2 separate regions of the Homo sapiens genome follow, and region 2 is linked to region 1. A link is an interaction called in ENCODE POLR2A ChIA-PET data of the cell type or tissue named here. Cell type or tissue: GM12878. All regions are shown on one strand. Each heading gives the region's core, and the rest is flanking DNA. Links, peaks and the distances in the headings are about the cores only.

Region 1 (15,215 bases), core at 3,774-8,773:
TCCAGCCTGGGCAACAAGAGCAAAACTCTGTCTCAAAAAAAAAAAACCAAAAACAAAAAGGTATATTTGTTAAAATTAATGAACCAATATTGATACATTGTTCTTTACTAATGTCCATGGTTTATTTATATTTCTTGGACTTGATATGCTTTTTCTGTCCCAGGATTTCATTAAGCATATCACATTACATTTAGTTATTATGTGTCCTTAGGCTCCTCTTGCCTATGACACTTTCTCAGATATTTTCTGTTTTTGATGATTTTGACAATTTTGAGGAGTACTGGTAAAGTATTTTGTAGCATATCACTCTACGGAGGTTTCTCTGATTGTTTTCTCATGATTGTACTGAAGCTATACGATTTTGGGAGAATACCACAGAGGTGAAGTACTATTTTCTTTTTTTCTTTTTTGAGACAGAGTCGTGCTCCGTTACCTAGGCTGGAGTGCAATGGCGCGATCTCGGCTCACTGCAACCTCTGCCTCCCAGGTTTCAAGCGATTCTCCTGCCTCAGTCTCCTGAGTAGCTGGGATTACAGGCATGCACTACCACACCCAGCTAATTTTGTATTTTTAGTAGAGATGGGGTTTCTCCATGTTGGTCAGGCTGGTCTCGAACTCCTGAACTCAGGTAATCTGCCCGCCTTGGGAGACTCTGGAATTATCATTCAAGTCAATTTATATGCAATGATGCAGTCTCATACACTGTACTCAGCCTTCTTCTGGGCTGCTCACTGCACATATGCTGCAGAGGCTTTGGAGATGCAGTGGCCAGAAGCAAACTTGAACAGAATAGTTCCATTCCTGAGAAAGGCAAGGATTTTTTTTTCCATCCTGCCACCAAAAGTTTCTAATTGATGGGATAAATAGCAACCCTACATTATACCCCAATTTTTGCTTTCAGAAAGAAACGTATAGCCTTGCAGATTTGAAGGTTTTTAAATATAGTAAGCATTAAATGAGTGGACTTCTCTGTTGTTGGCCTATATATTATTATTATATTGTCTCTTTTTTTTCCTTATGAAAGCTAGGGCTGCTGGTCAAACCTGAGTTCCTGAAACCTTTAACCCTACTCAGCCAATACAACCGATAACATTCCTGAAGGTATAGTTAGATCCAGACTTTATGGCGCATGAAGATTATACAGTTTGAGAGGCTCTCTTCAAAATGATAGACAAAATTACATTCATTTCTTAGAAGGGGCCCAAACAATGCAAAGCACTGAAGCTTAAGGTTTGTTAGCTTTATGGATAAGTCTGCCACTACTAAGGAAATTTTTGAAAGTGAAATAATTAATGGATGTAAAATAATACCAAAAATATATATTCCTGTATATGTGTGTGTGGTTTCATATACATATATTTATATATATGAGAAACAAAAAACAACATATTCATAGGAACACTATTTCTATGTGAGGTTTTGTCTCCCATCTCCAATACAGAATCTAGTGAGTTAGATTGGACCATCTAAATGGTCAAATTTGAATCTCAGATTTTACAATTCTTTTTTTTTTTTTTTTTTTTTTTTGAGACAGAGTCTCGCTCAGTCGCCCAGGCTGGAGTGCAGTGGCGCCATCTCGGCTCACTGCAACCTCTGCCTCCTGGGTTCAAGCGATTCTCCTGCCTCAGTCTCCTGAGTAGCTGGGACTACCAGCACCCGCCACCACACCCAGCTAATTTTTGTATTTTTAGTAGAAACAGGGTTTCACCATATTGGCCAGGCTGGTCGAACTCCTGATCTTGTGATCCGCCCACCTCAGCCTCCCAAAGTGCTGGGATTACAAGCGTGAGCCACCGTGCTGGCCTACAACTCTTATGTAAAATGAGGTAGAGAGAAATGTGCTAGACTGGAAAAGAGCAAGTCCAAATACCTAAACTTAAGCTGGCCTGCATTACTAACCTAGACACTTCCCTGAATGAGGATCAGACCTATTTTACCTAAGCCTCCTAGAAGAGAGGACACCGAGAGAGATCACTCCTGTGAGTTCCATTTACCTTTGAAAGCATCTTCCTAAAACACCGTAGGTTATCTTTCGTCCTGTAGGGCAAGGGGCCAGGCAGGAGCCCTTTTGTGTGGCAGAGCTAAGCAGCAGAGCAAAGCAAGTTGGCTAGGTGGTACAGGGACATGGAAGCTACAGAAGCAAACATGGTTTTCTGCCTTCCCCATCTCCAGACTACAAAATTAATCCTTCCATTTACCCAATATCACTTTCCTAAAATTTAGAAACTATTGATATTTATTTTACAGAAGTTTTTGGATTGTTTGCTCTGATTGATCAAGATGTTTAATTCATATGCTATTAATATAGTATAAGTTCCAAAAAACAAAAACTCAGTCTAAAATAATGGGGGGTAAAGAAACTTATGGACTGCGAACTGGAACTACAGCTCTATCTCTCTCTTTCATGGGTCAGTTTCTATTTCCCTCTGTGTTTCTGTTCATTGTCTTCCTGGTGGCTAACTTCTGCTTATAGTTTCTGCTCCCTTTTAACTTCTGTGTGCACATGACTTGGACTTGTTATGGTACTATGCTCTGTGCTGGAAACGTAGCGGTGAGTAAGGCAGCCCTGACTTCTCAGCTCTGCATAGGACCCACAGTAGGGTAGGGAATAAACACACACACACACACACACACACACACACAGTTGTGATGTGCTATGAAACAATTTGTCAGATACAATGAAAGCTTACATTAAGACAGTGTAAACTGTGGATCATGATCTATGAGTGGGTCATGAAATCTATCTAGTGGCTTAAGACCAGTATTTTTAACAAACTAAATAATAAAACATCCTAGTAAATCACAGATAATAAGGATAAGTATTCTTTTGTGAAACTTTTATTTCTGCTTACGTTGTCAGTGAATGAATATATAAATCCAGGGGCTTATAGAGTATGCTTTCAAGAGGAAAGATAGAAAATAAACAAGATAAATTAGTAAAATATAGAATATGTTATAAGATGACAAGAAGCTGAAAAAAGGCAAGGAAGGGGAGTATATAAAATGTGAAGGGTGGGGGTTAAAATTTTAAAAAGGGTAGCCAGAGAAGACTTATTTGGGAAAGCGCCTTGTGGTTAAAGATCTCAAAGAATTGAGGGAGTTAGCCATATGGATACTTGGAGGAGGAACATTCCAGGCAGAAGGAATAGTCAGTGCAAAGGCCCTGAGTGTGGCTGGCCCGTCTGAAGAGAAGCAAGGCCAATATGACTGAAGGGGAGTGAATGGGAGGACTAGCAGGTGACGAGGAAAGAGGGTGAGTCATGGTCAGTGGGGCAGATCATGTAAGGCTACGTGATTTGTAGTAGGCAGGGCCTTGGTTTTGACTCTGAGTGAGATGGGAAGCCATTGGATGGCATTGAGGAAAAGAGTGACGTCTGATTTATGTTTTAATAGGATCACTTTGGCTGCAGGATTGAGAATAGTTTTAAGGAAGGCAAAGGCAGAAACAGAATTACTAGAATGTAAACTCCATTAAAGCAAAGTTTTTATACGTTTTATTCACTTTGTATCCCTAGTGGTTTATAATAGTGACTGGCAGATAGAGATAATCATTTGTTTAAGAATGCATATTTGCATATGTGTGCACCAGATCATGATATGAAATATATTTCTTATGGTAGATCAAGGTCAAAAGGATTGAAAACCCCTGTCTTAAAACTGACCTAGTCTTGGATCTCAGGAAAGGGATTCTCTGGGAATTGACCTTTTTTAGGCTGAGATCTGAAGAATGAACAGGAGGATGTGGGGGTGTCAGAAAAAAGACTTTTTCAGAAGTTGTAAATTTGAGAATCATCAGCACATGCATAGCATTTGAAGCTCTCTGCAGGTGTTTTTGTGTGAAAGTAAGGAGCCAAATTAAAGCCATTGCTAACCGCCTCCACTTTCTGTTTCTTATTTTGTATGCTCATTTCCTGTAGCATTCGTCCTGTTGAAAAATAGTGTAGTCATTTATTTTTTAAAAAGTATAAATCTTGAAGGACGCTTCCTGTCTCACATCATAGTAATAGGAAAAGTCAGTGAATTTGAAATTCAAATTTAGTTTATTTAAATGAGTAAGAAGATTCACGGATATTTTAGGTATGCCACATTTTTTGAGGCTATATCTTTTTACCTCTGAGTCTGATTCAATTTTGAATACTCAGAATATGCTTCTTCTATACAAGTATTGGTATGAGTTATATCATCTGCTCAAGGGACTGGCAATGATTTTCTTTATTTTTTTTCTTTTGGGGACTTTTGGGAAGGCATGATTGTGTGTTGAAATGTGAGAATGACATGAGATTTGGGAGAGGCCATGGGTGGAATGATATGGTTTAGCTCTGTGTCTCCACAGGGCAAAATAGGGACAGCAAGTCCTGAAGGAGAGGAGGCTCATACTTACATATCTGAGATAAGAACTGTTCCAAGAACTTTCTAAAAATCCTTTCACTTCTTTCATACACCCTTTGATAAGATTTATCACAAGATGGCCGGGCACGGTGGCTCACGCTTATAATCCCAGCACTTTGGGAGGCTGAGGCGGGCTGATCACTTGAGGTCAGGAGTTTGAGACCAGCCTGGTCAATGTGGTGAAACCTCATCTCTACTAAAAATACAAAAATTAGCCAGGTGTGGTGGCATGTGCCTGTAATCCTAGCTACTCAGGAGGCTGAGGCAAGAGAATTACTCGAACCCAGGAGGTGAAGGTTGCAGTGAGCTCACTACAGCGCTACTGTATCCAGCCTGGGCGACAGAGTGAGACTCCATCTCAAAAAAACAAACAAACAAACAAAAAAACGCAAAAGATTTATCACAAGACATTCTTTAAGACTGCAGTGATTAAGTTGAGCTGTTCTTGGAAAAACATTTGCCCAGTAATGGCATTTCTATCAATGAACTAACAGCAACTCTGGCTTAGAAACTCCATGACCAATGAGCCATTTCTAAGCAGCTCATGTAAATATTTTTTGCTAATAAAGGCTCTCCTTACCCTTTCTTCACTGAATGCTCTGGTGATTTGCCATGTCATGCATTCCAGATTATAATCCTTATTTCTTTTCTTTTTTCTTTTTTTTTTTTGAGACGGAGTCTTGCACTGTTGCCAGGCTGGAGTGCAGTGGCTTGATCTCGGCTCACTGCAAGCTCCGCCTCCTGGGTTCGCGCCATTCTCCTGCCTCAGCCTCCCAAGTAGTTGTGACCACAGGCGCCCGCCACCACCCCCGGCTAATTTTTTGTACTTTTAGTAGAGACGGGGTTTCACCGTGTTAGCCAGGATGGTCTCGATCTCCTGACTTCGTGATCCGCCCACCTCGGCCTCCCAAAGTGCTGGGATTACAGGCACCCGGCCTATAATCCTTATTTCTATTTCCAAGTAGACTCAACATATTTAGAGATAATTTTCTCTAGCATCTTTTGACAAACTCGTGACCTAAACACCTCTCATTAGGCCCCACCTCCCAACACTATTGCATTGGGAGTTAAGTTTTCAACACATGAAATGTGGGGGACACAGTCAAACTATATCACTTTGTCTGCCACTATTAGAATCAGATATCCACATTGTGTGTTTTTTTTAAAAAGAATCACTTCTTTTTTTTTTTTTTTTTGAGATGGAGTCTTGCTTTCTTGCCGAGGCTGGATTGCAGTGTCACCATCTCGGCTCACTGCAACCTCCGCCTTCTGGGTTCAAGTGATTCTCCTGTCTCAGCCTCCTGAGTAGCTGTGATTACAGGCGCACAACACCATGCCCAGCAAATTTTTGTATTTTTAGTAGAGACAGGATTTCACCATGTTGGCCAGGTTGGTCTCAAACTCCTGACCTCAAGTGATCCACCCATCTCAGCCTCCCAAAGTGCTGGGATTATAGGCATGAATCACCATGCCTGACTCAAATCTTTTAATTAATTAATTGATTTATTTATTAACAGATGTGGACTCACTCTGTCACTCAGGCTGGGGTGCAGTGGTGCAATCATAGATCATAGCTGAACTCCTGGACTCAAGTGATCCTCCTGCCTCAGCCTCCCAAGTAGCTAGAATTATAGGTGCATATCACCATGCCCAGCGAATTTATTTTTTGTAGAGATGGGTCTTGCTGTTTTGCCCAGGCTGGTCTTGAACTCCTGGCTTCGAGTGATCCTTCTGTTTTGGCCTCTCAGAGCACGGGATTGTAGGTGTGGGCCATTGCACCTGGCCTAAATCTTTTACTTAATGCTATACCTCCTCTTCCTACAACCCTCTTTAAAAAAAAAAAAAAATCAAATATTAAGTTTGCAAACTTATTCACTTATGTTTATTTTATGAAAGTGAAGACAAGCTTATTTTATGGCAAATGTTACCCTACTTTCTTGAACTGATTAAGAAAAAAGTGATTTCTTTCTCATTAGTATAGTGGTATTAAAATAAAAAGAAGAAAAAAGAAAATAAAATTATTTTTCAAGTGATCTCCTCATTAAATAAAAATGCAAAGTATTTCCTGTTCAGTGCAGAGAAGACCTCTTAAAGTATATTGTCCAAAAAGGAGGAGAAAACTTTTTACGTCTAGGTTTCCCCTTTGGGGATTTCTCGTTGTTTCAGGTCACTGCCACTTACGTTGTCTCCTTCAGAGATAGGCTCCTTCCTTTAAAACTTTGACCCAAATGTTGACAAAACCCTCAAACTCCCACTAGTTATGCTCTGTGCACATGTAAGTGTACGTATACACACACATTCACACACACGCTTTTAAAAAATGTTGAGTTCATACAGATGTCAATAATTCCATTCAAATACCACAGGATCTTTCTTATTCTCCCTCATTCCATATTTGTATCTCTCTTCTCCCTCATGGAGAGCCGTGGCTCTCCATGTGATCCCACTGATCACTCAACTACAACTTCTACCCGTCTGCCCGAGTTATCAACAGAATCGAGCCTCAATTGTCCACAACTGTAATCTGCCTTATGAAGGTAACATTATTGATTTTCTTTTTTCCCTTCCCTGGATCACTTCTCTATTCCTCTACTGGTGCTTCTGGGATTTAATTCTGAAGTAAACTACCTGTATTCAAATTCTTGTCTCAGTATATGCTTCTGGGGAAACACTGTGTAAGTCACACCCCCGACTCACTAACCTACTGATCCCAAGTACCAAGAAATGGTCTTGTAACAACTACAAATATACAAATGGTCTTGTAAAAACTACAAATATTCAAAACATAATATTACATTAGCAATATACTAAGATATATCTAGACTGTAAAATATAGTACAAATCTAGGAAGCAAAACTTTCTTATGATCATATTTTAATACTCAATTATTTCAACTTATCATAAAACATAACTGTATTAATATTAGTTTTGTTTATGAGTTAAATTATAGTGTGTACAGCTAAAAGAAGAAAAAAATGAAAGAAAGCAAGAAAGAAAGCGGTGAGAAAATAGAAGAAGGGAGAGAAAAAATAAATCTACATACAGGGTGAATGTTCTGTTTTTAAATGGCCTTTGTGATTCATAAACACTAGCAATGTGTCATTTGATTCACAGATCCATGCCTCCAAGGAGCAAATGTAGGAATAAATGAACACTAAGGCCCTGGTTTTGATCTCATGCAAAAAGGAGGTAATATTATTTCATCAAATGAGCCGTTTGTGAATAAAGAAATGAATTGAAAAAGCTTGATTTCCTGTCATCTTTGGTTCAATTTAGGGATGGAAAGGAATAAAAACAGGAGCATTCTTAGATCAGTACCAGTTTAGTAAGAACAGTTCTTCACAAGACATAACAAAACACCTCTCAACCTTTCAAAGAAAAAACAATGCAAGTCTTTGCTCCAAATCTATACAGAGGTAAAACACTAATATAATAGTCATAGAACTCTGTGAGCCTAGTATAAAGAAATCTGTATTTAAGAGCTCAGTTATGATTTCAAAATTAATTGAAGGCCAGGTGCAGTGGCTCACACTTGAAATCTCAGCACTTTGGGAGGCCAAGGCAGGTGGATCACCTGAGGTCAGGAGTTCAAGACCAGCCTGCCTAACATGATGAAACCCCGTCTGTACAAAAAATACAAAAATTAGCTGGGCATGGTGGCAGGTGCCTATAATCCCAGCTATTAGGGAGGCTAAGGCAGGATAATCGCTTGAACCTGGGAGGCAGAGGTTTCAGTGAGCTGAGATGGCGCCACTGCACTCCAGCCTGGGTGACAGAGAGGGACTCTGTCTCAAAAAAAAAAAAAAAAAAAAATTGTGGGATAGATATTTGCAAAAGTATTGGAAATTAAAAAAAAATTATGGAGTAGGTATTTACAAGAGTATTCACAATAAGACTTCTTATATACAGTCAACTTTATTTTAAAAGCAAAAATGACATAAATGAGTGAGAGAGATCCAAGCCTTGTAGAGTAGAAATGCTCTTTGAGCTCTTATATTTGTTTATATAGAAATTTTCTTCATAAAGAGACTTTTGGTGAAGAACAGTGAGTACAGTTATTTATGAAGTTGTCTTTTAATTCAAAAAATGAGTTTAACTGAAAAGGTTGAAAATTGAGTGATTTCCTAAACCAGGAAGAAGTTGAATCCCTGAATAAACCAATAACAAATTCTGAAATTGAGGCAGTAATTAATAGCTTACCCCCCAAAAAAAGCCCAGGACTAGACAGATTCACAGCCAAATTCCACCAGAGGTACAAAGAGGAGCTGGTACCATTCCTTCTGAAACTATTTCAAACAATAGAAAAAGATGAACTCCTCCCTAACTTATTTTATGAGGCCAGCATCATCCTGATTCCAAAACCTGGCAGAGACACAACAAAAAAAAGAACATTTCAGGCCAATATCCTTGATGAACATCAATGCGAAAATCCTCAATAAAATACTGGCAAACCAAATACAGCAGCACATCAAAAAGCTTATCCACCACAATCAAGTTGGCTTCATCCCTAAAATACAAGGCTGGTTCAGCATACTCAAATCAATAAACGTAATCTATCACATAAACAGAACCAGTCACAAAATCCACATGATTTTCTCAATAGATACAGAAAAGGCCTTTGATAAAATTCAACACCCTTTCATGCTAAAACTCTCAACAAACTGGTATTGATGGAACATATCTCAAAATAGTAAGAGCTATTTACGAAAACCCATAGCCAACATCATACTGAATAGGCAAAAGCTAGAAGCATTTGAAAACTGTCACAAGACAAGGATGCCCTCTCTCACCTCTCCTATTCAACATAGTATTGGAAGTTCTGGCCAGGGCAATCAAGCCAGAGAAAGAAATAAAGTGTATTCAAATAGGAAGAGGGGAAGTCAAATTGTCTCTGTTTGCAGATGACATGATTGTATATTTACAAAACCCCATCATCTCAGCCCCAAAACTCCTTAGGCTGATAAACAACTTCAGCAAAGTCTTGGGATACAAAATCAATGTGCAAAAATCACAAGCATTCCTATACTCCAATAATAGACAAACAGAGAGTCATATCATGAATGAACTCCCATTCACAATTGCTGCAAAGAAAATAAGGAATACAACTTACAAGGGATGTGGAGGACCTCTTCAAGGAGAACTACAAACCACTGCTCAAGGAAATAAGAGAGGACACAAACAAATGGAAAAACATTCCATGCTCATGGATAGGAAGAATCAATATTGTGAAAATGGCCATACTGCCGAAAGTAATTTATAGATTCAATGCTATTCCCATCAAGCTACCATTGACTTTCTTCATAGAACTAGAAAAAACTACTTTAAATTTCATATGGAACTGAAAAAGAGGCCATATAGCCAAGACAATCCTAAGCAAAAAGAACAAAGCTGGAGGGATCACACTACCTGACTTCAAACTATACTACAAGGCTACAGTAACCAAAACAGTATGGTACTGGTACTAAAACAGATATATAGACCAATGGAACAGAACAGAGGCCTCAGAAGTGACACCACACACCTACAACCATCTGGTCTTTGACAAACCTGACAAAAACAAGCAATAGGGAAAGGATTCCCTATGTAATAAATGGTATTGGGAAAACTGGCTAGCCATATGCAGAAAACAGAAACTGGACCCCTTCCTTACACCTTATACAAAAATTAACTTAAAATAGATTAAAGACTTAAAACCTAAAACCATAAAAACCCTAGAAGAAAACCTAGGCAGTACCATTCAGGACATCAGCATGGGCAAAGACTTTACGACTAAAACACCAAAAGCAATTGCAACAAAAGCCAAAATTGACAACTGGTATGTAATTAAACTAAAGAGCTTCTTCTCAGCAAGATAAACTATCACCACAGTGAACAGACAACCTACAGATTGGGAGAGCATTTTTGCAATCTATCCATCAGACAAAGATCTAATATCCAGAGTCTAAAAGGAACTTAAACAAATTTACAAGAAAAAAACAAACAATTCCATCAAAAAGTGGGCAAAGGATATGAACAGACACTTTTCAAAAGAAGACACTGTTGGTGGGAGTGTAAATTAGTTCAACCATTGTGGAAGACAGTGTGGCAATTCCTCAAAGATCTAGAACCAGAAATACCATTTGACTCAGCAATACCATTACTGAGTATATACCCAAAGGATTATAAATCATTCTACTATAAAGACACATGCACACATATGTTTATTGTAGCACTGTTCACAATAGCAAAGACTTAGAACCAACCCAAATGCCCATCAATGATAGACTGGATAAAGAAAATGGGGCACATATACACCATGGAATACTATGCAGCCATAAAAAAGAATGAGTTCATGTCCTTTGCAGGGACATGGATGAAGCTGGAAACCATCATCCTCAGCAGACTAACACAGGAACAGAAAACCAAACACCACATGTTCTCACTCATAAGTGGGAGTTGAACAATGAGAACACATGGACACAGGGAGGGGAATATCACACACCGGGGCCTGTCAGGGGGTGAGGGGAAAGGGGAGGGAGACCATTAGGAAAAATACCTAATGTATGGGGGGCTTAAAACCTAGATGACAGGTTGATAGGTGCCGCAAACCACCATGGCACATGTATACCTATGTAACAAACTTGCACGTTTAGCTCATGTATCCCAGAACTTAAAGTAAAAATAAAGTAAGCAAATAAATAAATAAGACAATTGAGTGATTCCTTTGTTAATCTCTGAGGTACCCTTTTCCTCCCAGTTCTTCCTTTTCATGTCCCTAGCCGTGTCTGGGGTGTTATGATTGAATCATTCTCTTGGAACCATTTCCTTGTTTGACACTCACCTGCCATTTGAACAACTGAAATCTAAAGTCATGTGAAACAACCTCAAATTTGCTATAGCTATTGGATTTGGCTGTTGTCCCTCACTTATGAAGGAATAGCTTTATAGCTCCTACCTGGATTCTGAGATAACGAAACCTGGATTCAAGTCCTGGCTCTGTCACTATTTTTGATGAATGATTAAAGACTTCTTGACACTAGAAGTTCTCTCTAGGTTGTTTGGATGAACTAGCTGAAGCTGGGGCCTCCTCTCCTTTTGCCAGTGAAAGTGGCTATGTCTGAAACAACTTGTCTTGGTAACTGTTGCTCCTTTTCTCCCAGTGGGCAGAGCTGTGACCAAAATCAACTTTCCATAGGAACTAATAAGCAGTGTTGCCAGATGACTGGCACCCAAATTCAGACCATTTAGTGTCCCAGACCAGACTTTATGTCCCTTGTTCATAATTCCACTTTCATCTTGCCCTATAAAGGGGAGAGGAACAGGGGTGGATTCCTCTCTTTAAGCACAGCCCTGTTATGCATCCAGCTGCACCCTGGCCCTACTTAGCTCACCTCTTTGCAAGATGCCCAGAGAATGGGGTAACCCTTCTGCCTGTGGCATACACACCCAGTGATACTGCAGATGTTTGCAAGAGCCCTTGGCTGTCAGCATGATGTTTTACTTTTGTGACCTTTAGTTTCCTCATCTGTGAAAATGGAAAACACAATACAGTCTTCCCTCATATCAGGGGAAGGATTGGTTCCAGGACTCCTTTAGATGCCAAAAGCCACTGATGCTTAAGTCCCTCATATAAAATGGCATAGTATTTGCATATAACCTATGCACATCTTCCTGTATACTTTAAATCATCTCTAGGTTACTTATAATCCATAATACAATGTAAATGCTATGTAAATAGTTGTTCTATATATATATTTTAACATTTGTATTATTTTTCATTTTAAAAACTATTTTTGATCTATGTTTGGTTGACTCTGTGGATGTGAAACTTATAGATAAGGAGGGCCAACTGTACCTCACAGGATTGTTTTCAAAGTTAAATTTATCTATTCCTCATGTGAAGTACTGTTGAGTTACCTCTTATGTAAAAGTTTGCTGCACAGATTAAAATAAATCACCTTTGAGAGAGTTGTGGTGTTATCAAAAGAGCATGGACTTGTGAGTCACATATTTGGCTTCACATACGTTCCAACTTTGTTGCTTTGAGCCCCTGTGACCTTTAGTAAGGTGTGAGCATTAAATGAAATGATATCTATAAAAGGATCAAGTACACATGTGTACATGCTCAATAAATTGTTAACTTGCTTTCCTGCTCCCCTGCCTTTCCTCCTCCCTTCCTCTTTTTTTTTTTTTTTTTTTCCCAGAGATGGGGTCTTACTTTGTGACCCAGCCTGGAGTGCAGTGGTATGATCATAGCTCACTGTAACCTTGAACTCCTGGGAACTCAGGAGCTCAAGGAATCATCCTTCCTCAGCCTCCTGAGTAGATGGGACCACACGTGTGCTCCACCATGCCTGGCTAATTAAAAAAATTCTTTTTGTAGAGTTACAGTCTTGCTTTGTTGCCCTGGCTGGTCTCGAATTCCTGGCTCCAAGCAATCCTCCCACTAGACCTCCCAAAGTGCTGGGATTATAGTTGTGAGCCACCATGCCTGGCCCCTCCCTTCCTCTTTACTTACACGCATGCTTGCTTGGTTGTTTCTTATTCTATTCTTACTTCTCCTTCAACGTTCTCCCTATCTGGACTCTTTCCTCCTCCAACTTTTCCCCTAACTGATATGCTATGTTTTCTCAAACTCAACAAATTCTCAATATGCAGTAGAGAATAAAGGATTGAATCCTTTATTCAATCCTTTAGTGAATGTGGGCCTGGGGCTGGGCGCATTTTCTGGACCTACTACATATGGAAAGGTTGGGCAATGAACATCCATCCTTGTGATAGTTGCTTAAAGTCATCAATAAGTGCAGTAATGCTTACTTCAGTAGCCATCAGATTTGTATGTTTCTGCAAATCTGGGCTGTTCTTTGCTTCCCTCTTCTGGTGAGTTTCTTTCTTTTTTTTTAGATTTCTTCAGAGAACAGCTATAATTTGGAGGGATGTAGTAAACAAGTCAGTAAGTCTAGAGTAGCATCCAATATCTTATCATCTTCCTAGCTCAATTTCTTGCAACTGAGGCAGTATTGTTATTTCACACAATGGACTTGCTGACATCAACGGAGCCAGAAAGACTAGGCAAAATTGAGACTTAGAATTAGACATTCTGTTGAGTTACTAGATAAGCAGAGCCCAGCTGAGATGGTAAGTTCTGTAGGGATAGTGGAGGGACTCTCTCCCTAAGGATCTAACTCAAATGACTTCATGTTCCAAGCAAGTAAGTAAACCAGTAAAGGGGCAGATATACAGTAGGGAGTACTGGAGGCTATGGCAAACTGGGGAACATATGTCTGGCCTAAGGACATTCAAATGTAAACATTTCAAACATTGAATGTGCCAAACCAAATATGTTAGCGGGCTAAATTTGCCCTATGCACCATCAGTTTGCAACCTCCTCAAGACTTACAGAACTTGGTCTCTAGGGAAAACAGCAACAGGTAGTAGTGGTGAGCCAGAAAAGCGGTTCCTAGCAGGAAGGTTCACACAGGTGTAACAGGATAACCTGAGCATGAGTGTTGTTATGGCATGCAATATGGGAGAAGTAAGCCGTTAGTTAACAGGGTCCCAGTTCCACAGATGAGAGTGGCAGGAGGCAGGGCTCAGTGAAGGGCTCTAAGTCCTCTGTGGTGGCAGAGGGAACAAGACAATTTCCAACCAGGAAGGCCTAGGTTATGAATATGGTAATTGTTATGGGAAATCAGAACAAGGATGCAACAAATGGCAAGATCACATATCACTTATTACTGAATCACTTGCAAATTGAATGTAAATCCCTTACAATATTTTTATTGCTTCTTAAAAACTGAGTTTTAAAATAGTTTATTATAGAACATTTAGAAAATACAAAAAAGCATAATAAAAAAATAACTTTTTGGCTGTCCTACCTGAGGAAAGGCAGCACTGTTTCCAAAGCTTGAAGCCAGGCAGGGAATCAAGAACTTCTGTCTTGGGAAGAGGACTTTGGAGTATGGGGACAGGAAACTGGACTAGGAGCCAGAAATGGGCTGGACAGCCTTTATGAATTATCTATAGCAGAGCTGATTTCAGACTATTTAAGATTATTTATCATAATTTTTTATTTGAAAATATTGTAATTAGGATGGCTGGCACGGTGGCTCATGCCTGTGATCGCAGCACTTTGGGAGGCCCAGGCAGGTGGTTCATCTGAGGTTAGGAGTTTGATACCAGCCTGGCCAACATGATGAAATTCCTGTCTCTACTAAAAATACAAAAATTAGCCGGGCATGGTGGTGGGGCCTGTAATCCCAGCTACTCAGGAGGCTGAGGCGGGAGAAGCACTTGAACCCGGGAGGTGGAGGTTGCAGTGAGCCGATCACACCACTGTACTCCAGCCTGGGTGACAGAGCAAGGCTCCTTCAAAAAAAAAAAAAAAAGAAGAAAGAAAATAAACATTGTAGTTAGGAGCCAGAATGTAAAACTTAGCTCTTATCTAGTCAGATCTTTAGTATTCATAATATACCTTCATCTTTTTAAGGAGGTATGAACTATCAGGATGTCAAATATTCATATCTTACCAAAATGCATGTCCTTAATTTCTCTTTCGGGGTTATGGACTATTCTGGATTATATACACTACTGATCTTCCACATTATGGATTATACTGTTTTAGAATAATTCTGGTTTAACTGAATATATGTATAGCGGAGTATGAATCTTTTCAATCTTCAATTATTAGTCTGTTTTATGTAATAGTTGTGGGTCACTGTGTGTGTTTTTAGTATAGGAGTAACTTTTTTTTTTTTTTAAGAGACAGAGTCTTGTTCTGTCGTGCATGCTGGCGTACAGTGCCACAATCACAGCTCACCGCAGCTTCCAACTTCTGGACTCACATG
Region 2 (15,215 bases), core at 3,684-8,683, 360 kb before region 1:
TATGATTCGAAAAGAGCAATAATGCTGGAACTTTGATCCAATTATCAGCAAGTCCTCTTCCAGGAGATTAAATGTCTTATAGTATTTTATAATTTGCTTAGCAGGTATTTATCCTTTAGTGAAAACCAATGGTCTTAGAAGAGAGCAGCAAAAGATGCTGACAAATCATTTAAATGGCTAAGTGGTCATTCTTGCTGGCCTAATAAAAGTCCATTTCTAGGAAGACGAAACCTCAGCTTCTTATAAATCATCAATTATCCCAGATAATGGTAACAATATAGATATTTATACTCTGAGTTTTTATTTCCGCGTCTTGTGTTTCAACTTCACATCAGGTTGGTTTTTAAAAATTTATTTATTTACTTCGAGACAGAGTTTCTTTTTTTTTTTTTGAGACAAAGTCTCACTCTTGTTGCCCAGGCTGGAGTGCAGTGGTGTAATCTTGGCTCACTGCAACCTCTGCCTCCTGGGTTCAAGTGGTTCTCCTGCCTCAGCCTCCCAAGTAGCTGGGATTACAGGCATGTGGCACTGCACCCGGCTAATTTTGTATTTTTAGTAGAGATGGGGTTTCACCATGTTGGTCAGGCTGGTCTTGAACTCTGGACCTCAGGTGATCCGCCCACCTCAGTCTCCCGAAGTGTTGGGATTACAGGCATGAGCCACCGCACTCAGCCTGGCAGTTTTAAACGAATGAATTCATCTGTAAGCTTTTGAATGGAAAAACCAAAGTAGAAAGAAACATATTGTCTTACATTATTCTACAAATCAAAACTTTTAAAAATCAAATTGTCTTTCTTGTATTAAGAACAAACCGCAAGTGCCTGATCATCTACTTTATTTCCACGAGGCAGAAATACAGTTATGCAGCTGATGTCAGGGAAGGCGGAGAATTTCCTCAGCCATCCATGAAGAAAGATAAGGGGCCTTATCCACTGGCTGTCTAATCTTATAAAGATCTCATGCAAATTTGGTGGACATAGGGCACAATTCTCTATCCTTGAAGAACATTTTCCAAAGCACAGATGTTTTTCTCTTAATTGTGAATGCTGACTGACTTGTCCATATCCTTTCTCAGTGCTCAGCAGATGGTACGATTTGGGACTCGCTTGTTCCCTATAACGTGGGGCTGATGTTCTTTGCTACGTGGAAAACACATCTTTGGTGAGACAGAAATGAATCAATATTACACAAAAATGTTTCCATTTCTGGAATTTCCCTGAGATAAAAATATCTTTCTGGCTTTGGGTATACATAAGTGACCGTGCAGACACTTAGTAAAAGAGAAAACAGATTTTCAATACTTCGTGGTGATGGTGACTATACGGGATTATAAGTAGTTAAAGGTTTTCCTGTTGCATCATTTTGGAAACAAAAAGCTGACTCATTTTCTGGTTAATGCTTCAATATTTTCATTAGGGAGTTTCTATAAAGTTTTTATCTGAATCACAGAAAGTACAATTATTTCAGAGGTAGGATAAAATTTTTTCTGTCATAAACAGCACTGTGTACTAAAACCTGCTATGAGTTTAACAAATCACCTAGAAGCCTAATGCTCAAGAATGCAATATATCAAGTAAAACACTGAAAAGTTCAACTAGTTTAGATAATGCAAGTATGGAAATGCAAGATTGACTAAAACTTTTAAATATTATCACTCTTATTAACATGCTAATTTAATTCATTTTACTGGAGTATTTTAATTTCCTGGCAATTGAATAGCACTTTTTACTACAAATATTTCATCATTTGGATAAACATATTCTTTTATTTACCATTTGTCAGGTTTTGTATGCTAAATTGCAACTGCTTATATACACTCATCAAGTATCTCAAGGATAAATTAAAATTCTTAGTAAAAATCCAACTGACCGGTACAGACCACAAAAAGTACTATTTTAAGCCTTTGGGGGCTTAAAAATTGTGTGTGTGTGTGTGTGTGTGTGTGTATTCACATGGTGGGAGAAAAAGAACTTTCCAGATAATTGTGAATGGCATACTATTATATAAGAGTTTAAAACGCAATATTTCTGTACGATCAAAGTTCTTAACTCATGCTTTTTTTTTTTTTTTTTTTTTTTGAGACGGGGTTTCGTTCTTGTTGCCCAGGCTGCAGTGCAGTGGTACAATCTCAGCTCACTGCAACCTCTGCCTCCCAGGTTCCAGCGATTCTCCTGCCTTAGCCTCCCAAGTAGCTGGGATTACAGGTGCCTGCCACCACATCTGGCTAATCTTGTGTATTTTTAGTAGCAGTGGGGTTTCACCACGTTGGCCAGGCTGGTCTCGAACTCCTCACCTCAAGTGATCCTCCCACCTCCGCCTCCCAAAGTTCTGGGCTTACAAGCATAAGCCACCGCACCCACCCCATGCTTTACTCTTAAACTAATTTTGAGTTGTATATGAAAGGCCTAATAATCAGAAAAAGGCTATTTCTTAACTTAACTTGCTCAAATATTTTGAGCCTCCAAATCTGGAAAATAATGTTGAAGTTTGAAACTGATGCCGTGCCTACTCTAGGGAGCACAGTACTGAACTGCTGCTTCCTTGCTTCTCTTGGTGAATGCACATTGAGTGCCTTGTCATGCTCTGAACCCACCACTGCTAGGGACAGCTGTGGGGGAGCAGCTCACTGCACCTCAGAAGTCAACGTTAAAAGTCATTGTGAGCACCTAGAAGTGAAGTTCCACGAGACAGAAAACTGAGCCACAAGATGCCCCCAAAGTAGGAGTCATGTTGAAAACTTTGAAAAATGTCTTTGTACAACATCTACACAGATCTTTAGAGAACAGGCCAGACCTGTGCTGACTTAGGTACTGCCTAAAATGTCACTATATGAGGAACCATTTCAGCAGCATACTGCCCACGCTTCTCTGAGCCAAAGATGTTCCTAGCACTGCCTTTAGCCATATCATCTTTAAGTGAAAATAAGATTTTATACATATTCCGGCTGGGACACCTCGAGCACATGTGACCTCAGGAAATTCCTTAACTTCTATTCCCCTAGTTTCCTTATCTATAAGATGGTGAAGATTGTGGCAGAATTAAATGAGTTAATGTGCCCGACACATAATACAAACTACTCTGCGTTAGTTGTCCATTAGTATTATCATCCACTTATCATATCCACTCATAATTTTTGCAGAGAAGCCACCAGCACAAAATAAAATCAATTACAACACAATTTTTTTCAAAACGTGAACAGATACTATTTTATAAAAAGGTTCATAGGATCCCCAAATTAGTATTAACTCGGCTCAGATTTATCTACCCTAAGCACGTGGGGATTCTTCCCAGCTCCCACGCTCCTTGCCACCCTAAATGCTCAAGGGGAGTCCTATTGTATTAGAAATGAACTTGCTAATCACGACTTTGGACCTGATCCAAGACATGCTTTTCAGGCACAGCACTGGTAAGGAGATGGGTCCCCTCCAGAAAATGCTGAGAAATGGTAGCAAACAGGATTCCCTCCTTCGGTCTACTCCTCACTGCCTTCCCTCTGTGGGAGATGAAGCATTGCTCCCCCAATCCCATGCACATTTGATTGCTAGCCTGCTGGCACAACCCTATGATCCAGTGTGTCCAGAGAGATCCAGATTTCTCCCTCCGTACGTTTTCTCTCTCTGGTTGGTCCTGTCTATAGCTACAGATGAGCAAGAAGCATCCATGGACTGCCCAGGGCTTTCGTTTCCCATACCTCTGCTGTTTGAGATCTGGAGAACAGAACACATCCAGTCAGTAGCTCACACCCCCCATCACATTCTCAGCCTTCACATGTGAGGAAAACAGCTGGTCAAGGAAGGCTGCTGAATTCCATTTATAAGCCACTTAGCAAGTTATGAAGCTAGAAGGGTCATTTCTGTAGTCACTGTGTTATTGTTACAGCATATACTGATCACCTACTGGCTCTAGGAAGTGAGAATGATACTTTCAGTTCAAATCTTAGTGTCAGGATTTAATATCAAACAGGAAGAAACTCTACACCTTTGCTGCTTGTCTTAGCCAAGCAAATGAGGGTGTCAGAGAAACTGACCACCCTCTCTAGGCTGAAATGGGTTAGAGCAGATCTCAACTTCTGGAATTTTTAGTTGTGGAACCTTTCCTGGTAAACTATTATTTTAATGTCAATATTCTGGGAGGCAGGCAAATTTAAGGCAAGAGAGTACACTAAATCATAGGCACAGTGGCTCACACCTGTAATCCCAACACTTTCGGAGGCCGAGGCAGGCAGATCATTTGAAGTCAGGAGTTCAAGACCAGCCTGGGCAACATGGTGAAACCCCATCTCGACTAAAAATACAAAAATTAGCTGGGTGTGGTGGTGCATGCCTGTAATCCCAGCTACTTGGGAGGCAGAGGCAGGAGAATCACTTGAACCTGGGAGGCAGAGGTTGCAGTGAGCCAAAATCATGCCACTGCATTCTAGCCTAAACAACAGAGCGAGACTCAAAAAAAAAAAAAAAAAAATCATAGACACAGTGACAATGGAAATGTTTATTGCTGGTGGTTGGGTCTGTCATTTCCTAGAGGACATAGCTGGCCAGCAGATTTTCATTTCTTTTTTACAAAATAAACAAATGCCTACTTTATTATTTATACACAGAAAATTATATAGAAACACCACACAAACTGCTTGAAATACAAATATTCTTTGGTTTACTTATCAAAGTAAAAAATAACAAAAATCTTATCAGTTAAATAAAAAAGTGACATTCTTTATCAAGCCTTCTTAAACACTGAAACGCACGCATTTTTATGCTCATGTTCTTTAGCAGTATTTCTCCCCTTTTGCCCCTCATTCCCCTAAATTGTTTCAATGAGTTCATCTGTAGAATGAAGATTGTTACCTTTCTTAATGCTACTTACTTTTTATTATCTCAATATCAAGACCAATCTAGACTTTTTTGTCTCTTACATGTGAAATGGATGTAAAAAATGGAAAATTCACCAGCACTTTTTAAGATAACATAAAAGAAGCCCTAAGCAAGCATTTCAAGGCAATGACACACCATTACATTTCTGAGAAATTTAAGTATCATTGGTACTTAAAAGGAGAACTCAATTCCAGAAGCATATTCTTATACTGGACATTATTCATAATAGCTAATATAGTTCATTTCCACAGTACTGATTTCAGATAAGCCATTTTTTTTTTCCTGAGGGTTGACTACCTCAGACTTAAATCCTGAATGTCGATGACTCAATCTTAACAAAACAGTCAGCTGTAGACATGAAAATTGAATTGTTTCAAAAGGAGCAATGATAGCAAGAGAAAGTTCTTGGCATTTTAAGAAAAGTACATATACATAGCAAGAAATGAAAGTAAATCAAAATACATAGCTTTGTACATGTTAGAAATATCCAATGTGCCACCAACACAACAACTGCCCTATTAAAAAGTCCTCAGGTCTGGAGACATCTGTATTTTTCTTTGTATAACTACATTTGCATTACCCAACCACATATCTCTCCCATGGTCTGTTACCCGTTAGGAAGCTTTTAACCAGAATTTTTGGCAATATGCTTTTCTTCAAATAAAACAAGCCTTCAAATAAATCATTATGTCTGACAACTGAATTGGGTAAAGTCTTTCTGAAATATGTGTAATCTTTAGAAAATTCTTCTTTTTTCCTTCATAAATCAGCAGTGCTCCATCTTCAAATAAATCATGATCAGTCACAATCTTAACTCATGTGCTCATATGTTCTCTTCATCCAACATTTTGTTGATACCATCACATAGTTTTTGTAAGTGGGGTTTAAAATTCCCAAAAGGATTATACAAGGCAGCCAAAAATTCACAATCTGAAAAATGATCAAACACATTATTAACCCGTCCATGTGACTTGGCAGTGAGGTGGCGCTGAATGATTTGGTGCAGCATCTCTCTGCATTCATTTAACAGCCTGGATAACACATTCCGGTCAAAGGTATAATCCACCTGATGGAAACTGACCACGGTCATAGCAAGCTGATGAACTTTCTTCTTAAATTTCTCCATCAATGCTAGCTCATCTTGATTAAACTGATTATTCCTATAAAGAATGGCCAGCTTGATGACTGTCTTGATGAGGTTCTTGATGATCTTCTCTGCCTCCTTCTTGTTTTGGGTGTACTCCCTGGTCACTCTGTAGAGCTCATCCAGCACCTCACTACTTGTGTCGTCTATTAAGGTGGTGGCGATGGATTTGGACACCATTTTACCCAAGATCTTCTTTTGTGCCTGAACGGCCAGGTTTTTGGAATTAAAGACATCTGTGGCCACTAAAAAAAAAAAAAGAGAGGAAAAGAATTAACAATTAGTAAATATCAGCAAGTGAAGCGAACTAAAAACAGGTATTTGGGAGCACTTTTTTTCCTCATTTTCCCACCATTTGTGGTTTGTCTTACATCTACCGACATTAGTCTCTGTTCAGAAAAGAATTTTTGGCTGGGTGGAGTGGCTCACACCTGTAATCCCAACACTTTGGGAGACTGAGGTGGGCAGACCACTTGAGATCAGGAGTTTGAGACCAGCCCGGCCTACATGGGCGTGGTGGTGGGCACCTATAATCCCAGCTACTCAGGAGGCTGAGGCAGAAGAATCGCTTGAACCCAGGAGGCGGAGGCTGCAGTGAGCTGAGATTGCTCCACTGCACTCCAGCCTGGGTGACACAGCGAGACTCTGTCTCAAAACAAAAAAAAAAATACAAAATCAACTCTATACCTGTCATCTGGGCAACAGCAACCACAAGCGATTTAAAAGAAATTCATTTAAATGGAAGAAGAACAAATGGCAAAGCCATAATATTGAGTAAAATGGCAGATTAAGCAAATCAAAAGGAAAGCCTTGTTTTATAATCCGGTTGCAAAAAGTCAAATTTCCCAAGACATTGGCCAGTGCCTACCAATTTGGCTGTCCTAAGTACCTTGAATTTCAGCCTCCAGAAGTCGAGTGTTGAAAAGAAGTGCTCCTTGGAGAGCTCATTGTCACTTGCTATTTCTGATGAATGGCCATTGTTCACTTTACATTTTTACACATTTTGGGGAAATAACCTTTTCATGAGCTAATGAAATGTGCTACATGAAAAATATACTTTGAAAAAGCTGTTGCTTAGAGTTTACTTTTGGAATTATAACTTCTGACAGATGTTTACAATATACATAATAATGGCTATACATATTAAATATTAAACAGACACTATATGTAATCTTCCCACCTTAGAGCTGGTCAAGTGAAAATGCTCAATAAATGTTTATTCTCCAAACCAAGTTTACTTTTCTTCTACCACAATTTTCCCCACTCCATGCATGTAGCAATCTTTTTTTTTTTTTTTTTTTGAGACGGAGTTTCACTCTTTTTGCCCAGGCTGGAGTGCAATGGCGTGATCTTGGCTCACTGCAACCTCCACCTCCCGGGTTCAAGTGATTCTCACAACTCAGTCTCCAGAGTAGCTGGGATTATAGGCACCCTCCACCATGCCCGGCTAATTGTGTATTTTCAGTAGAGACGGGGTTTCACCATGTTGGCCAGGCTGGTCTCGAACTCCTGGCCTCAGGTGATCTGCCCATCTCAGCCTCCCAAAGTGCTGGGATTACAGGCATGAGCCACCGCACCTGGCCCATTTCTCTCGCTTCTCCTAAGGCTTAAGAACTGCAGTTCTTTGGGTGTCTACTCAATCTCTGAGTCGAGTGGCAACTGTTCTCTCCATATATGCCAGTGTTTAAGCCTAGGCCTGGGTATCAGAAAGCAGTCATTTGGTAATGAAAGATAAAAAGTTTAAAAATACAGATACATACAAATGAGTCAAGGCATCAATGATTATATAAGATTATTTCTAGTTTGGATAGGCTAGCATCATTAGGAAGCAAAAAGGCAGCTGCTTCAAAATCCAGACTGGGAAGACATATAGGAAGAGTGACTCCCTTAATCCAGAACTGCCATGTTGGATTTAAAATTGGGGAAAGGCGGGGTGTGGTGGCTCACACTTGAAATCCCAGCACATTGGCAGGCCCAGGTAGGGAGAGGATCACTTGAGCCCAGGAGTTTGACACCAGCCTGGGCAACATAGCAAAACCCCATTGCAACAAAAAACTACAAAAAAAAAAAAAAAATTAGCCAGGTGTGGTGGCATGCACCTGTAGTCCCAGTTACTAGGGAGTTGGAGGTGGGAGAATAATCTGAGCCTGGGAAGTTGAGGCTGCAGTGAGCAGTGATTGCACTACTGCACTCCAGCCTGGGCAACAAAGTGAGACCCTGTCTCAGAAAAAATTAAAATTAAATAAAATTGAGGAAAAGAAGAACCAAATTAGATTTGAAATTTGGACCAAAGTAGTTCGTGGTATATAGTAGAGGCAGCTGCAAAATGGTTCCTTATGACCTGAACATCATTTATAAATATACAGTGCCATACATCCACTCAAAGAATGTCTTGATTGAATAAGAAAGGGTCCCCTCACAAATGTCGAAATTTAAACTTCTGAAACATGAACTGAAACTGCAGAAGAACTAAAATATATTTTGAAAAAGAGAAGGAAAGTGAAAATGTGTGAGAAACAGCCAACTTTATGGAGAAGTTTCCATCATTTAATGTTTTATGTTTTTATCATTTAAGCAGAAATCTGTTTCTATTCCTATTCTTCAATGATTTGCAAAAGAGTATAAAGATTAATTCACACTAAAGAATTTATGTCAAAAGAAATGGCATCCATGTAGCTAACAGTATCACATTAAAACCAGGGACCATATTTCATCTTAGAACTCCTGATATAGACCTCAAAAAAAATCAATAAACTTGATTTATATAGGGATACCCAACCATTTTCAGCTACTCAGCAGATAACCAGGATTTCAGTAATATATTACATATAAAGTTGAAATGTTATTGTGTTTTTTTTTAATGTTTTAGAACATGGCACAGTCTACAAATATCTTACCTGGGATTTACTACAAGTCTATCAGTTGGACATACTTTATGTTGTGAAATATTGAAACCAGAGGGAGAGGTATTCATAAGATTTCTCCTTTATCCAAGACTGGACTTTCATGTTTACACCTCTTCTCAGCTACTTTTCTGATTAAATCTCAATATCCCATTTAACTTCAAACATGGAAAACAAAAACTCTATGATACAGCACTTCAACTTCCTGCAAGAGAGTGTGTAACAGGCAAATCTACTGCCAACTAAGCAAGATCATTCCCCATTTACTGGTAATCAAGTATGAATCAAGATAGAGAAGTTGATCTCTGAGGCTTTCATATTTATCCTAGAGGAACTTCAAACCCCGCTCCAGAAACACAGCAGCTGTGTCACACTTTCCTTTTATTCTTTGGGTTATTCCAGTGAAGTCGTCTTTTTAAATGAGGTTGAAGCTCCTTGTTCCCCTCCACCATCTGAAGCTCTTTCTCCCCCTCCACCAAGAAGACATGCATGAGTAGATTTATTTTCCAGCATTAGAGAAAGTTTTTTTGAAGCCAACTGGGGCTTGTGGCTGAGAGTCGCTGGCCAGGGATGTGTGGTCTGTGCTCATGAAGTTTGTTTCTTTTTCTTGCAAATTAACTGCTGTTAGCCATTCCTGTGCAGGCTCATTTGTCAGTTCCACATGCTCTACCAGATCCCTTAAAAGTCTGGTGTATCTCAGAGCTAGTCCTGGATCAAGTTTTTCTCCTTCAGTCTATCCTCACCCCTGTGTGATCTCATCCACTGCCACAGCTTCAGATACCACCCATGTGCCAATGACTCCCATAGCCATAACTCAGCCCTGACCTCTTTTCTGGACTCATTTTGTAAGTGCATTCAAGATTTTTCTTTCCTTGACTATTTTGCAGGCATCTCAAATTTACCATATGCAAAACTGATCTTTGATTCTCTCCTGCCTCCCTACTAAGTGCTCCTCTTTCACTCTTTATGATCTCAATTAATAGCATCCCTTCCAACCTTTTGCTCAATCAAATCAGAGACCTGGGGATCATCCACCATACCATTCTCTCCCTCACCCAGTCCATTATTAAGTTCTTTCCATTCCACCTTCCTCCTGCATTTCTCTGAATTCTATCCATTTCCCTCCATCTCCACGGACAGCAGCCTAGTCCAAACCCCTTTCTATCTCTTTTCACATATCAGCCAGAGTTTCAAGAAATGAAATTTGCAAATGGGGCCGGGCGCAGTGGCTCACACCTGTAATCCCAGCACTTTAGGAGGATAAGGTGGGAGGATCACTTGAGCCCAGGACTTTGAGACCAGCCTGGGCAACATAGCAAGACCCTGTCTCTACAAAAAAAACTCAAAAAAAAAAAAAAATAGCTGGGCATGTAGTCCTATTTGCTCAGGGGGCTGAGGTGGGAGGACTGCCCGAGCCCAGGAGTTCAAGGCTACAGAGCTGCAGTGAGCTATAATCATGCCACTGTACTCCAGCCTGGGCGACACAGCAAGGCCCTGTCTCAGAAAAGAAAAGAAAAGAAAAGAAAAAAAAAGATGCTTCATGTAAGTTCTTTGCTAACTATCACACCTCCTTGTTCCTTAAATCCTCTTCATTTGCCTACATTTTTATTGTCTGCCTCTCCCTACTAGGATTTAAACTCTGAGAGCAAAGATTCTGTGTATCATGTTCACTGTGTCAACTTGCAGGCCTAGAGAGTGGCTGGTCCAGAAGCAGCAATCAATTTCCCCTATCTCATCCACAATATACTCAAATACTTTTCTATGAAAACATGTTGGCCTGTAAAACGAGAGTTGTAAATACATTAGTGGGTGTTTTTGTTTGTTGTATTAAAAGGTAGAAAAACAGGTATTTGTTTTACCTCACTAAACATGTGGTTTTTCTTCCCTCTAAGTGCGCTCCAGAGTATGATTTCTCTTACTGTCATCAACCAGTTCTTTTAAAGAGGAGAGATTTGTTGTGCATAATGGGAAAACATCCAAGGACAATAATGCAAATATTTAGAGTAAAAGCAAGGTGTAGTTCTGACTTGAACTGTAGCAGGAGATTAAACACAGGCCCACCTCTACTTCTGGCTGGATCTATGTTTAGACATGTGCCAGAGGGATACCTAAGGCATGTCCTGGGAAGCAACTAAGATGTAAACAGGAGATGTTCCCCAAGGAGAAAGTGCTGAAAATATTCATTCAGTTTTTTGCCTCTTAAGATCAATTCACTTGTGTTTGGAAACAGACATGTAAATTGTTCATTAATGAAGAATAATGCTGTATTTAAAAAAAAATACAAAGCATTACCACCACATTAAAACTGTTTAAGATTATTTTCTAGAAATAGGGTGTAAATGTTATTTTACATTACTTATCTTACCTCCCTCCCTCTCTGTCTCTGTATCTCCTCCCTTGGCCATTTCAGCAACATTTGCTGTAAGGCAAAGTGATATTTAGGGAATTCTGGCTTTAGCATCAAAATTATAAAGTTAGAGATAAATATGGTTAAAATATACTGACCCAAATATTCAAGAAAAAATATGCTCAGAAGGAAAAAAAAGTCCTTTGTTATTAATACTTAGTTTTATGAAAATTAACAAAAATGCCCCATAACATAACTACTCCCACTGAGAATTTTCTAATAAAGTACTCAAATCATTTTCTTTACAGTCTTACCAGTAAATACATAATTTTTTCCCCTCAAATCTATTATACTTGGGACTCTTTAACAGTGATGACAACAGATGTACATACATTGCAAATTCTTGCCTAGTTAAAACTCGATCCAGGTTTCCAATATTAGGAAGGATAGAAAAGATAATAATTTGGAAAGCATGTCTGGCTGTTGTCTGTTAATAAAAGTTCTTTAAATAAATATATAAAACCTTAGCTCTCTTGTATCTAAATAATTCTAAATCTAATGGGACTTAGTAAAAAGTCAGCTTTGGTGATAAGAAAGTGGCCAGAACAAACAACGAACCCTGTCATAAGAAGTCAGCAGGCGAAGAGTTGACCTCCCTACATGGAGATTTGGCAGTGCTCCAGAGAAAAGCAATGAACGCTCGGAGTAGCTAGTGATGTGTCAGTGTCACCAGCTTTCATACTCAAAATCCCAAAGTCAGAAATTCAACAGCATAGAGAAGAAACAACAGAGGGAAAGAGAGAGGGAGAAGGAAGGAAGGAAGGAAAGAGAGGGAGGGAGGGAGGGAGGGAGACCCAGTAGAAGCAGCACAGATATGAACTCTAAAGGGGGCTGCCCTGGAAGGGTCAGAAGCAACGACCATGGCAGCAAGCTGGAGGCAATCTTATCAACTAGAGAGAGAAGACAAGTGCCAGGCACCTTAATCCCAAAATTGGCCTTATGCCACACAGATGGAGGCTGTCACACAGAACATAGTCTTGGGAGAATCAATACATCTGAAGTCCTTAACCTGATACGGAATGCACATTTTGGGGTATATGCACATCCCCCCAAGTGGTTAAGAACCAGTGACAGGCACCATTACAGTGGCAAGCTAAGTCATTCACTCTGTTTCTTATACTCCAGAAAAATACATGCTAACCTTAAAAGGCAACATAGTAAAGAAGACATGTCAGAGAAAATGGTGACTTTGAAATACTCCTCCCCCGCAAAACAAAACAAAACAAAACAAAACACTGGGTTCTTTTGACGGGAGTATTAGGAATTGTCTAAGGCACTCTTCCAGATTCCCTTTATTGTCCTTCGCTTAGCTATTTTATACTCTGTAAATTGTAGAAAACTGATAATATTGCAAATGGCTCTTCTACATACAGACACAAATAAAATGTGTTCAGTGGAGCTGCATGCAATTGATTCCTGATTTTCTTGTTTGACTGCTCTTAAGATCCTCCTTGAACCAAATATAAGAGCTTACTGGTTCCCTCATTAATAAATGAGTTAAGTAAAATCTTCAATATGTGCAATTTGTATTTATATGAGAGTCATGAATTTATCCTCTTAAAAAACATACCTTGTAACACATATTAGAATGTTTTCCACCGAAAACATTTTTTTTAAAAAGACTGCAGTATGAACCTTTAATGCACTAGTGTTCTTTTTCTGTGGCAACTTATTTCCCCAGGGTCCTGGAAAACTATAGTATACTTATAAAAGTCCAAATACTCTGTAGCTAATGGTTCCATGAACTGCCACACTGCTCAGGGATATTACTGGTACTCGGCTTCCTCATCTGTAAGATAAGTACAATGATCCCCACTTTTTGGAGTTGTTCCAGAGATAAATGGACATGGACCACATAGATGTGTTTCACACAATCCCTATCACAGAACAGCCTTCTTCATAGGTTAAAGAACACAACAAATTAAACTTCAAATACATTCTGATGCTCTTTAGTACAGAATCACATTTGGCCAAAATTAATTCCTTCTGGTAGTATCATGAACTGAGAAATGCAAAATGCCAGATGGCTGGGTGAAAACGGAGACCTCACATAGTTCAGCTAATAAGGAGTTACATCTTCTCTTTCATAATGATATTTAAAATATATAACATATTAAAAACTTTCTTTAGAAGGGAATTTCTCTTTTTTTAAGGTGCTTACTTTCTTGTTAGCAATAGATTTAGTACTACGAGGACTCTGCTAGTTAAAATAGGGGTATTCTGCCTAGAGAAAACTGGCCTATCACGAACAGAATGAGAGCCTACTACAAGACAAGAGGAGAAGCCTAGTCAACATCCATGAAAAGCTATGCAACAGCAGCAAGATGCAAAGGTAATGGGCCAAAAATAAAGCCACAGTTAAAAGCCACAGGGGCTGACAAGGTCACTTTAGAAGTCACAGCGTTCTCATGCAGTTTCTGAAGCCTCCCAGAGAACCAGAGATCCAACAGCAGGGCGTGAAGCCAATTAAGAACAGCATGGATGGAAACAAAAGGCTCAAAGTCAAGAGTCCCAGGTTGTAAACTTGGGTGCAATTTATTTGAAACACAGTTTTCTCATCTTCTACACTGGAGGTCATTTCAAGTTGGTGTGGCTTAAATGAGATTTAATGACTTATAAATCTGAAAAGATCCAGCAGTGTACTAGGCCATTTCTCCTTACATCCCTTATTTGCCAAATTCGTGGACAAGAAAAATGATGCCTTGAAGAAAACAGGATGAAGCCTTTCCCTCTGTGATCTCAGGCTTTAATTCTGGAATCTCTTCATCATGATTTTGAGTTCAACCGTGTATCTTTTATTCCTGTGGCTTAGTTTTATGACGATTTTGAAAATGTCATTTCCTGAGTTTCAACTCCTCTAACTTCATATCAGACCCCATCTCTGCTCTTTTTCTATCAATTTGCCCCAGGAATCATATGATACCTTCTTTATGGCATAAACTCTGACAAAATATCCCTGCTGCTTCTAGGTTTCTGATACCAGTAATGGAAGAAAGTTTGGTGATGTTAGTATAAAGCAGTATGGTTGGACCTCAAAGACTGTCAGTCTCAAAATATTAGGATAGAGGTTATGGGAAATGAATTTTGTGGTTACCCAAAGTCAGAGCCAGAGGTTTATATCCACAAGACTCATTGGTTGCCCTAGGCAATAATGATTACAGTGATAACAATAATAACAGCAGCCCCCATTTTTTGAATTTGTACTACATTATCCCTGGAACCGCCTAGAACTTGTGTTATCTTACTTATTTATTTTTTATGTTTTTTTAAGATGGAGTGTCGCTCTTTTGCCCAGGCTGGAGTGAAATGGCACAATCTCGGCTCAATGCAACCTCCACCCCCCGGCTTCAAGCAACTGTCCTGCCTCAGTCTCCCAAGTAGCTGATTATAGGCACATGCCACCACGCCCAGCTAATTGTTGTATTTTTAGTAGAGAAGGGGTTTTGCCATGTTGGCCAGGCTGGTCTCGAACTCCTGACCTCAGGTGATCCACCCGCCTCGGTCTCCCAAAGTGCTAGGATTACAGGCGTGAGCCACCGTGCCGGGCCACGTTATCTTACTGAAGCTTTACGGCAACCCTAGGAAGGAGGTTATTATTATACTCATTTTAGAAATGAGGTGACTGAGGCCCAGAGAAATTAAGTTACTATCTCAAGGTCTTACAGTAAGTGGCAGAGATTAACTTGAACTCAGATATGTCCAACTCCAAGCTGTTACACTATAATACATGAGCTTAAGAAAAGAAGCTTCCTCTTCTTTTAGTATAGGAAGATCTAATAATGTCTAGCTAAGTGAAGTAAGATGAAAGAAAAGAAAGGGACCAGGTCTCCCTGCAGGGAAGAAACAGACCATAAGGAAGATCAACCCAGCTGGGCTTGAAATAGCTTCCAGGG

The links. ChIA-PET counts read pairs that join two places held together with the same protein. Peaks named below come from ENCODE experiments on the same cell type or tissue, not always from the same donor. Only the 100,000 strongest peaks of a DNase experiment are listed, where the experiment ranks them.
Region 2: POLR2A ChIA-PET joins it to region 1 with 5 read pairs; 5 of 35 experiments call an interaction of 5 or more read pairs at or near these places.

Annotation. Positions count from the first base shown.
Region 1 is chr5:119,020,156-119,035,370 of GRCh38, reverse strand. DMXL1-DT (DMXL1 divergent transcript) reads left to right here. Exons shown (of 3, transcript NR_134250.1): 2 at 15,131-15,215. Among named protein-coding and RNA genes, the nearest start is that of DTWD2, 39 kb to the right of the region's middle. RefSeq lists an enhancer at 3,480-3,529. In GM12878, for the core only: no CTCF peak of the experiment used is centred there; DNase peaks (open chromatin) are centred at 3,870 and 4,264; H3K4me3 peaks cover 991 bases; H3K27ac peaks cover 1,310 bases.
Region 2 is chr5:119,383,858-119,399,072 of GRCh38, reverse strand. It overlaps TNFAIP8 (TNF alpha induced protein 8), which reads right to left. Exons shown (of 2, transcript NM_014350.4): 2 at 1-6,257. The coding sequence ends at 5,692. Among named protein-coding and RNA genes, the nearest start is that of TNFAIP8, 35 kb to the right of the region's middle. RefSeq lists enhancers at 1,173-1,222, 1,503-1,552, 3,987-4,036, 13,530-13,599, 13,670-13,819 and 1 more and a silencer at 7,850-8,007. In GM12878, for the core only: no CTCF peak of the experiment used is centred there; a DNase peak (open chromatin) is centred at 3,848; H3K4me3 peaks cover 349 bases; H3K27ac peaks cover 1,957 bases.